Linked DNA regions of Homo sapiens: region 1 is linked to region 2. A link is a contact called in ENCODE Hi-C or POLR2A ChIA-PET data. All regions are on one chromosome and are shown on one strand. The core of a region is the stretch at or near the end of the contact, and the rest is flanking DNA. Distances in the headings are between cores, read along the strand shown. Region 1 holds the start of MUC12 (mucin 12, cell surface associated). Region 2 overlaps ZAN (zonadhesin).

The links. Hi-C counts contacts between places; a loop is a spot of excess contacts on that map. ChIA-PET counts read pairs that join two places held with the same protein, here RNA polymerase II (POLR2A). Pooled maps may share reads with other maps.
Region 1: a loop to region 2 is called in a map of K562, with 3 times the contacts of the local background. The contact joins the promoter of MUC12 here to the enhancer-like site in region 2. A Hi-C loop is called at or near these places in 1 of 168 maps with a recorded cell type or tissue (K562), 4 of 37 single-sample maps with no recorded cell type and 9 of 50 pooled maps. POLR2A ChIA-PET finds 5 or more read pairs at or near these places in 4 of 52 experiments (H1, T-cell and WTC11).

What each region holds. Positions count from the first base shown.
Region 1 is chr7:100,967,982-100,972,644 of GRCh38, forward strand. MUC12 (mucin 12, cell surface associated) reads left to right here and starts at 1,584. Exons shown (of 12, transcript NM_001164462.2): 1 at 1,584-1,708. The coding sequence starts at 1,642. MUC3A (mucin 3A, cell surface associated) reads left to right here. Exons shown (of 12, transcript NM_005960.2): 12 at 1-366.
Region 2 is chr7:100,797,165-100,801,513 of GRCh38, forward strand. ZAN (zonadhesin) reads left to right here. Exons shown (of 48, transcript NM_003386.3): 46 at 202-301; 47 at 413-459; 48 at 543-633. The coding sequence ends at 568. Among named protein-coding and RNA genes, the nearest start is that of EPHB4, 28 kb to the right of the region's middle. RefSeq lists enhancers at 2,299-2,358, 4,302-4,349 and a silencer at 2,363-2,657. Within about 2 kb of position 2,483, at least 7 of the 41 ENCODE cell types and tissues checked have a DNase peak (open chromatin) inside an H3K27ac peak, as active enhancers do.

The DNA.
Region 1 (4,663 bases), core at 334-2,833, 170 kb after region 2:
TGCTGTTCCCCCCATCACCCTGCTGCCCAATTCTTTATTCTCCACCCCTTTCTCTCACCCCTGGAGCCCTGCGGGTGGGGGCAGGGCATGAGTTCCCCAGTCCCCAAGGAAAGGCAGCCCCCTCAGTCTCCCTCCTCCTCATTTCCTTCGATCCCCCTCCCTTCTTGCCTCCCCTCTGCCTTTTAAACCCATCCCCTCCGATTCCCCTCCTCCCCCTTCTCTTCCTGGTGTCACCTGGATTCCTGCAGTAACTCTGAGCCCTTGAAATCCTCAGTCGCCTTGGCGGGGAAGATTGGCTTTGGGGACAGGAAGTCGGCACATCTCCAGGTCTTCATGTGCACAATACAGAGTTTATTGTAAAAAGCAGCAGCTCTCTGTCTGTCTCCTTTTCACCCCCTCAGTGGTCTCTGTTTGATCAGAGAACAGGGATTTCCAGAGGTGGCACTGTAGGAGGATCCTGGGAGCACCTGTGTCTCCTGGGGACAAAGGAGGGGGTCTGTGGGCAGCCCTTGGGGGCCATGAGGTTCCTCACAGAAAACACAGAGGTTGGGGGGACCCATTTTATTGGGGAGTGACTCTGGGCAGGGGCCCCTTGGGCTTTGTCATCTGTGCTCTCCCCACCCCCACCACTGCCCTGACCTTGATACTGGGGGCTTAGGGAGCAATTAGACCCCTGGTGTTGGTTCAGGGAGTTGGGTGGTCCAGGGGCTAGGGCTGCCTGGTCCAGCCACCTTTTGCAAGGATGGGTAAAGCTGAGCCTCCCCAAAGATCTTGATCCCCCACAAGGCCCCCAAACCCTGATAGCAAACTCACACAGCAGAGCCTGTCTATGCTGGCACCGGGCCCTTCTGTTCCTGCTGTTGTGGGCAGTCAGGCCTGCCTGAGGAGTCGAGAGTGATCAGAAATAACGTGTCCCCTTGGGTCTTTGGGTGCTGGCTTGGCAGAGGCCCCTTTGATGCTTTCTCTGGGCAGGGATGGGCCATGGCCTTTTGTCACCTCTGTGTCTGGCCAGGGGTGGGGACAAGGACCATAAAGTCTCAGGTGTGAGTGGGCCCTCTGCCCAGGAGAAGGGCTGGAAACTGGGGACCCCAGGGAAAGCCCTGGACATTTGGCAAGGACCATGTTGAGGCAGGGGATGGGGAAGGTTGGCTGGAAGAGAGAGGGGCTTCTCGGGGGTGGGAGTGGAGGGTCCTTCACTTGGTCTGGCCTGTTGCCAGCTGCCCCTTCCACGGTTCTGAACTTCTTCCGTGGTCACCCGCTTCCTGGTGCTTCTTGGCCCCCACCTCTTGTCACCAGTGGTGTGCTCACACCTCTAGCCTCCCTCCCTCCCTCCTGCGCTGCCCCACCCAAAGTGCCTCTGACTTCCGCTGACAGAGAGGGACCCCGGCTCAGGGCAGTGACTACTCCAGGACTTATAAGGAAGAAGGGTGGACAGGCTGCCCTTCGTTTAACTCCCCGTGGTCACCACGCGCTACCTGCTCAATGCCATCACCTCACCTCTACCCTGGGACAGGCACTGCTCTTCTTCAAGGCAAAGTTCTCTGGGGTCCTTTTTATAGCTGATCCCTTCCTGGGAGGCCTTCATTTCTTGGTCCCTCCTGATGAGAGAAGATGGGCAGCCAGGGGCCCGTTCCCCGGGAGATGCTGGTGATCTGGATTCTGACGCTGGCTCTCCGGCTCTGCGCGTCCGTTACTACAGTGACACCAGGTGAGTGCTCCTGGGCTGATGCTCCAGGTCCAGTGCTCCTGGGTGGTAATAGTACATGCCCCTGCCTCAGGCAGCAGGGCTGCAGGTGGCCTCCTCCCCTTTGCATGGCAAGGGGCTGCCACAGGGCTGGAGACCCGTGCTGTGACCTCATCTTGCTTTGGGGGTGCTGAAGAGGTCACTGTGGAGACCTGTGGGTGCCTGTGGTTGTGCAGGGGATGGTCTGCACACAGCTCCTGGCTGAGGGGCGGCTGAAATCCACAGCTTCTGCTCTCCAGGCTCCCCCCGGGAGGATGAAGGGGCTTTTGTCACATAGACAGTCATCTCTGCCTGCCCTCATCCTGGGGGCTTTATCTGCTGGAGGGATGGGTCTTTCCAAACCTCACGGAGGCACTGCACATGCTGCTAGCCCTGGTCGGGAGAGAGGGAGTCCAGAGGGGTGTGTGACAGTATCATCTCTTGACTTGGAGTAGCCTCAGGTGCACCCGGGGAATCCCCACCAGTTAAATGGCTGACGGGGCCAGGCGTGGTGGCTCATGCTTGTAATCCCAGCACTTTGGGAGGCCAAGGTGGGTGGATCACCTGAGGTTGGGAGTTCAAGTCCAGCCTGGCTAACATGGTGAAACCCCGTCTCTACTAAAAATACAAAAATTAACCAGGCATGGTGGCGCACACCTCTAATCCCAGCTACTTGGGAGGCTGAGGCAGGAGAATCACTGGAACCTGGTAGGTGGAGTTTGCAGTGAGGCAAGATTGTGGCACTGCACTCCAGCCTGGGCGATAAGAGCAAAACACTGCCAAAAAAAAAAAGAGAGAGAGAAAGAAAGAGAGAAATAAAGAAAGAAGGAAGGAAAGAAAAAAAAGAAAGGAAGAAAGAAAGAAAGAAAAGGAAAAAAGAAAAAATGGCTGCCAGTTGCAGGGTCTCGCCTGCAATCCTAGCACTTTGGGATGCCGAGGCAGGCAGATCACGAGGTCAGGAAATTGAGACCATCCTAGCCAACATGGTGAAACCCCAACTCCACCAAAAATATAAAAATTAGCTGGGCATGGCCTGTAATCCCAGCACTTTGGGAGGCCGAGGTGGGCGGATCACGAGGTCAGGAGATCGAGACCATCCTGGCTAACACGGTGAAACCCCATCTCTACTAAAAATACAAAAAATTAGCCGGGCGAGGTGGCGGGCACCTGTAGTCCCAGCTACTCAAAAGGCTGAGGCAGGAGAATGGCGTGAACCCGGGAGGCGGAGCCTGCAGTGAGCCGAGATCGCGCCACTGCACTCCAACCTGGGCGACAGCGAGACTCCGTCTCAAAAAAAAAAAATTAGCTGGGCATGGTGGCACACGCCTGTAGTCTCAGCTACTCAGGAGGCTGAGGCAGGAGAATCACTTGAACCCTGGAGGCAGAGGTTGCAGTGAGCCGAGATTGCACTGCTGCACTCCAGCCTGGCAACAGAGCGAGACTCTCTCAAAAAAAAACAAACAAAAAAGAAACAAACAAAAAAAAAACAAACCGTGGCTGAGGGGCTGTAGGAGGAGACAGAGGCTCAGGGGTCCTTGCTCAGCCTGGTCGTGGCTGTGTCTGAGAGATGACTCTGACCCGCTGATTTCCCTCATACAGAACAGACTTTCTGATTCCTTTCTGGCAGGGGTGGACAGGGATGAGGAGAGGCGAGAGAGGGAGACCTTGAGTTGAAGGCTGTGGGGTGGGCAGAAGGGGTGGTGAGGGGGCAGGGGAGCTGGGGTGGGGGTCTCTGGAGCCCTGCAGGACACCTTCGAGGTAACCCACCAGGGAAGTTCCACCATCCTCCCAGCCAGGGACTCAGGCCCTCCGAGGCTGCCTCTGCCCGCCAAGCCTTGACAGATGAGACCTCCTTTACCCCCACCCGGACATGTTGGGAGAGAGGTACAGGCAGGGAGGAGCTGATGGGAGAGTTTCAAGGGCTGGAGTGACGAACTCTGTGGATTTGGGGACATTATGAGAGTTTATTAATAAGACATAGATTCCCTTTAAGTTCACCTACAGAAGTGGGAAACTGTGGGCCTGGATGGGTCTTAGGAGGGGTCCTCCCCATCCCTGCTCCCAAGGCCTGGCCTAGCAGATCTCTGTAGTCAGATTATTCAAGGAGAGGGTGATGGAGGTGATGACAGCGATGATGAAGGCCCCAGGAGTCAGCAGGTGGCATTGCCTCTGTGTACCCAGCCGTGTGTTAGAGACGGCCCCCAAGCAACCAAAAACCCCCGTTCCTCAGGTGCTTATAATTGTGTGTCAAAGATAACACAGGTGAATCCCTTAGTGTGCAAAACAGTCAGAAAAACATCTATCTATGGCCAGTGCAGAGAGCAGAAGGGAGTGAGGCCAGGCAAGTAGGGCCACTCCGGAGGGCTCCGGAAGATCTGATTAGATCCAGAGACCCCCTGCCCTCCTCTTGCAGAGGGCTCTGCTGTTCACAAAGCCATTTCCCAGCAGGTAGCTCATATAATTCTCATGAGGAGATCTGTGTAAGGAAGTCGGGGCAGATGAGGATATGTAGAGACTCAGAGAGAGGATGAGTGATTTGCCTGGGTCCACACAGCAAATAATGAACACGGCCACCACTTGACAGTGGATTTGTGTCCTGCGCCCCTCCTCCCCTCTAGAGGACCCCAGTTCTCTGCACCCGCGCCTCTCCTTCCCTAGAGGATCCCAGTTCTCTCCACCAGCGCTCCTCCACCCCTCTAGAGGAACCCAGTTCTCTGCAAATCATCCCCTGCTCTGGGAATGGATTCTGGGTCCTTGGGGAGCAGTTCAGATGTCAGATCAGAGACGATCAGTGGCATCTGTAGCTTTTTTTTTTTTTTGAGACAGTCTCCTCTGTCACCCAGGCTGGAGTGCAGTGACATGATCTCCACTCACTGCAACCTCTGTCTCCAGGGTTCAAGAGATTCTCCTGCCTCAGCCTTTGGAGTAGCTGGGACTACA
Region 2 (4,349 bases), core at 1,233-3,732:
ATTGCGGGGGTTGGGGAGGGGGCACTAAGACCTTGGAGTCCCTGGAGGTGAGAACCTCCTGGAGGAAGAAGCAGACACACCTAGAGATTTAGAGAGATGAGGTCCCCTGGGGTAGCAAGCAATCCCCAAAAGGGAGTACCCCTCAGTCCCCACCCTTCCCGTCTCACGTTCGACCTAATGTCTCTTCCCCGCACCCAGAAGCATCTAACCTGGTGGGCGTCCTACTGGGACTGCTGGTGCCTGTGGTGGTCGTACTACTGGCCGTGACCAGAGAGTGCATTTACAGAACGAGGAGGAAGAGGTGAGTCCTGGGAAGGAGAGAGGAAGGGCGGGTGGGGTGTGCAAACCGGGAAGCGGCTGGGCCCGTAAAGGGCCACTTGGGGACCCATGTCTATTCCCCCATGCCTTCTAGAGAGAAAACGCAGGAGGGAGACAGACTGGCCAGGCTGGTGGACACAGGTGAGAACCAACCCCACAGCCCGGAACCTCGGGGCCTAGAGTTGAGTCTCCTCTCATACATGGTTTTCTTGCTTTCTCCTCAGATACTGTTCTGGACTGTGCCTGTTAAGTTGCTCAGTTTTGAGCTGTCTTCAGACAAGAAGATTAAATAAATTTATATATTTATTTATTTGAGACAGGGTCTTGCTCTGTCGCCAGGCTGGAGTGCAGTGGCACGATCACAGCTCACTGCAGCCTCAACCTCCTGGGCCTCCTGCCTCAGCCTCCTGGGTAGCTGAGACTGCAGGCATGCGTCACCACGAAGGCTAAATTTTAACATTTTTGTTTTTGTAGAGATGGGGGCGGGTCTCACTATGTAGCCCAGGCTGGTCTCAAACTCCTGGCCTCCAGCAATCCTCCCGCCTTGGCCTTCCAGAGCCCTGTGATTACAGGCATGAGCCATGGTGTCTGGCCAAAATTATTTATTTTTGTTTCAGTTTTTTGTTGAGATGGAGTCTCGCTCTGTCTCCCAGGCTGGAGTACAGTGGTGTGATCTCTGTTCACTGCAACCTCCACCTCCTGGGTTCAAGCGATTCTCCTGCCTCAGCCTCCTGAGTAGATGGGATTACAAGTACACACCACCTTGCCTGGCTAATTTCTGTATTTTTAGTAGAGACGAGGTTTCGCCATGTTGGCCAAGCTGGTCTCGAACTCCTGACCTCAAGTGATCTGCCCGACTTGGCCTCCCAAAGTGCTGGGATTATAGGCATGAGCCACCACGCCTGGCCCAAAATTATGTATTTTTGAGACGTGAATGTCCACATGATTATAGTGGAGGAAGTTGGGTCTTGGAGGGAGGAAAATGAGGGAGAGAGGCACGTGGAGGCCTAGGTAGGGCTGGGTTCTGTGCAAAATGTCTAGAGGGGAGAGGAACCTAGGTTTGAGGTGAGGGTGTTGTCCCTTAGAGAAAGCCACATGCGGGTGGCACATTCAGTCCCGGCGAGGCTGACATCACTAGGGGAGACAGAAGGAGCAGGGAGGGCAGAAGGAACAGGGCGGGCAGGGGAATGGAGGGTGGGATGCAGCCCCAGACCCTCGGCTTCTGATTTAGGAGAAGACTTCACCTCAGGAATCCGAGTGCTTAGAGGACGTGGCCTCTGGCTCCCCACCAAGGTGATTCTGAGAAATTTTACATGTCAAGTACAGACTAAGGTTGGGGAATGTGGCTTTTTTTTCTTTTTCTTTTTTTTTAGAGACAAGGTCTCACTCTGTTGCCCAGGCTAGAGTGTAGTGGTGCAGTCATAGCTCACTGCAGCCTTGACCCCCGGGGCTCAAACGATCCTCCCATCTCAGCCTCCTGAGTAGCTGGGACTACAGGCATGCACCACTACGCCTGGCTAATTTTGATATTTTTTAGAAGAGATAGGGTCTCACTATGTTGCCTAAACTGGTCTTGAACTCCTGGGCTCAAAGAGCTCAGCCTGCCTCCACCTCCCAAAGTACAAGGAATACACGTGACCACCTTACCCAGCCAAACGTGGCCTGCCCGCCTTTCCTTCCTTCCTTCCTTCCCTCCTTCCTTCCTTCCTCCATCCTTTCCTCCCTCCTTCCCTTCCTTTTCTTCCTCTTACTCTCTCCTTCCTTCGTTTTTCCTTCCTTCCTTCCTTCCTTCCTTCCTTCCTTCCTTTCTCCCTCCCTCCCTCCCTCTCTCTCTCTCTCTCTCTGTTTTCTTTCTTTCTCTCTCCCCTCTGTCCCTCCCTTCCTTATTTAGAGACAGGTGCTTCCTCTGTTACCCAGGCTGGAGTGCAGTGGCGCAATCATAGTTCACCCCCCAAAGTCCCTCCCACACCTCCTCGAGGGAACAAAACATGGGTGATGTGTCACCAAGGGAAGAGGGGACAGAGGACTCAAGAGCCCGAGGGACCCCAGAAGAGGGCTGTAGAGGTGAGAAATTGAGGGCAAGTCTCCCTGGGCTGGGAAGGGCCCAAGCTGTGATTTGGGGTCCAGCACTGACACAAACACGACAACAGGGGGCGACTGAGGTGCAGAAGTGGAAAAAGCAGGTCGGGCGTGGTGTAATCCCAGCGCCTTGGGAGGCTGAGGGGGAGGACTGCTTGAGGCCAGGAGTTTGAGATCAACCTGGGCAACATTATGAGGCCCCCTGTCTCTACAAAGAATAAAACATCAGCTGGGCATGGTGGCGTGCGCCTGGAGGATTCCCAACTACTCAGGAGGCTGAGATGGGAGCTTGAATTCTTGGGCTCAAGCCTCAGCCTCTCAAGTAGCCAGGACTATAGGCGCATGTCACCACGTCCTGGCTAAAAAAAGTGGCTTTTTCCAAAAAAAGCAAATCAGCCTGTGACCCTCTGGAGAGGCCCCCACCCCCGGTATTCCTCCATTTTCCAAAAGGGGCTAGGGGTTACTGAGGGCGGGGTCTGGGGTCTGGGTTGCTGAAGAATTCTGACCTCTATCCTACTAGGAGTGACCCACTCACCCCAGCCTGAGGCCAAGGTGCAAACATCCCGCCCCCTCCCTCGGGACCTCTGCCTCCCATCAGGCAGGTCCTTGCTTGGAAGTGGGGGCTGGGACGTCTTGCTTGTGCTCTAAGAAGGAAGGCTTGCTGGGTGCGGTGGCTCACACCTGTAATCCCAGCACTTTGGGAGGCCGAGGCGGGCGGATCACGAGGTCAGGAGATCGAGACCATGCTGGCTAACACGGTGAAACCCCATCTCTACTAAAAATACAAAAAAAAATTAGCCGGGTGTGGCAGCTGGCGCCTGTAGTCCCAGCTACTCAGGAAGCTGAGGCAGGAGAATGGCGTGAACCCGGGAGACAGAGCTTGCAGTGAGCTGAGATCGTGCCACTGGAAGGAATGGAAGGCTGCCAATTGGGCTGGGGGAAGATCAGGATGTAGGACCCCAAAGGGGATTTGGGTTTGGGGATGTCAAAACGGAGGACAGGCTGGGTGTGGTGGCTCACGCCTGTAATCCCAGTGCTTTGGGAGGCTGAGGAGGGAGAATTGCTTGAGATCAGGAGTTGGAGACCAGCTTGAGCAACATAGCGAGTCCCTGTCTCTACAAAAATGTAAAGAATTATTGGGTGACTGAGGCGGGAGGATTGTTTGAACCCAGGAGTTCCAAGCTGCAGTGAGCTATGACTGCACCACTGCACTCCAGCCTGGGCAACAGAACGAGACCCTGTCTCTAAAGAAACAACCAACCAACCAACCAACCAGGGAGGATACTGAGTTCTAGAAATGTGTTATACTCTGCGCTTATCCTCTGGGATGACACGCCCTGAGGTCACCTTTATGGGAATGAAGCAAGACCCAAACCCGGGAAGGGAGGGTCCTGCCCAGCGAGACTCTCCCTTGCCCTAGCTGGAAGAGCATTCATGGTGGGGAGCTGGATGTGGCAGGAAGGCTCAGGGCAGCCTGGAGCTCTTGGGGCTGGACCTCAGGGGGCTTCTGCAGCCCCCTGCCCTGACCCCAGCTCCCCACACCGGGTCTTCACTCTTGGCCTCTCTGCTGCACCTCTGCAATGCCCATTAACCTTTCTTTCTCCAGCTACAGCTCTCTAGGACACCTTATCTAGCCCGGATGTCTGGTTGGCAGGGGAAGAGGGTGGGCCTGGGCAACATCCTCTGGATGGACCCCCCGAGTCCCTCCCACACCTCCTCAGGGGTACAAAACATGGGTGATGTGTCACCAAGGGAAAGGGGACAGAGAAGAGCCTGAGGGACTCCAGAAGAGGGCTGTAGAGGTGGGAAATTGAGACAAGCCTCCCTGGACCGGGAAGGGCCCCAGCTGTGATTTGGGGTCCAGCACTGACCCAAACACGTCAACAGGGGGCGACTCAAGTGCAGAAATGGAAAAAGGTTGGGCGCGGTGGCTCACGCCTGTAATCCTAGTA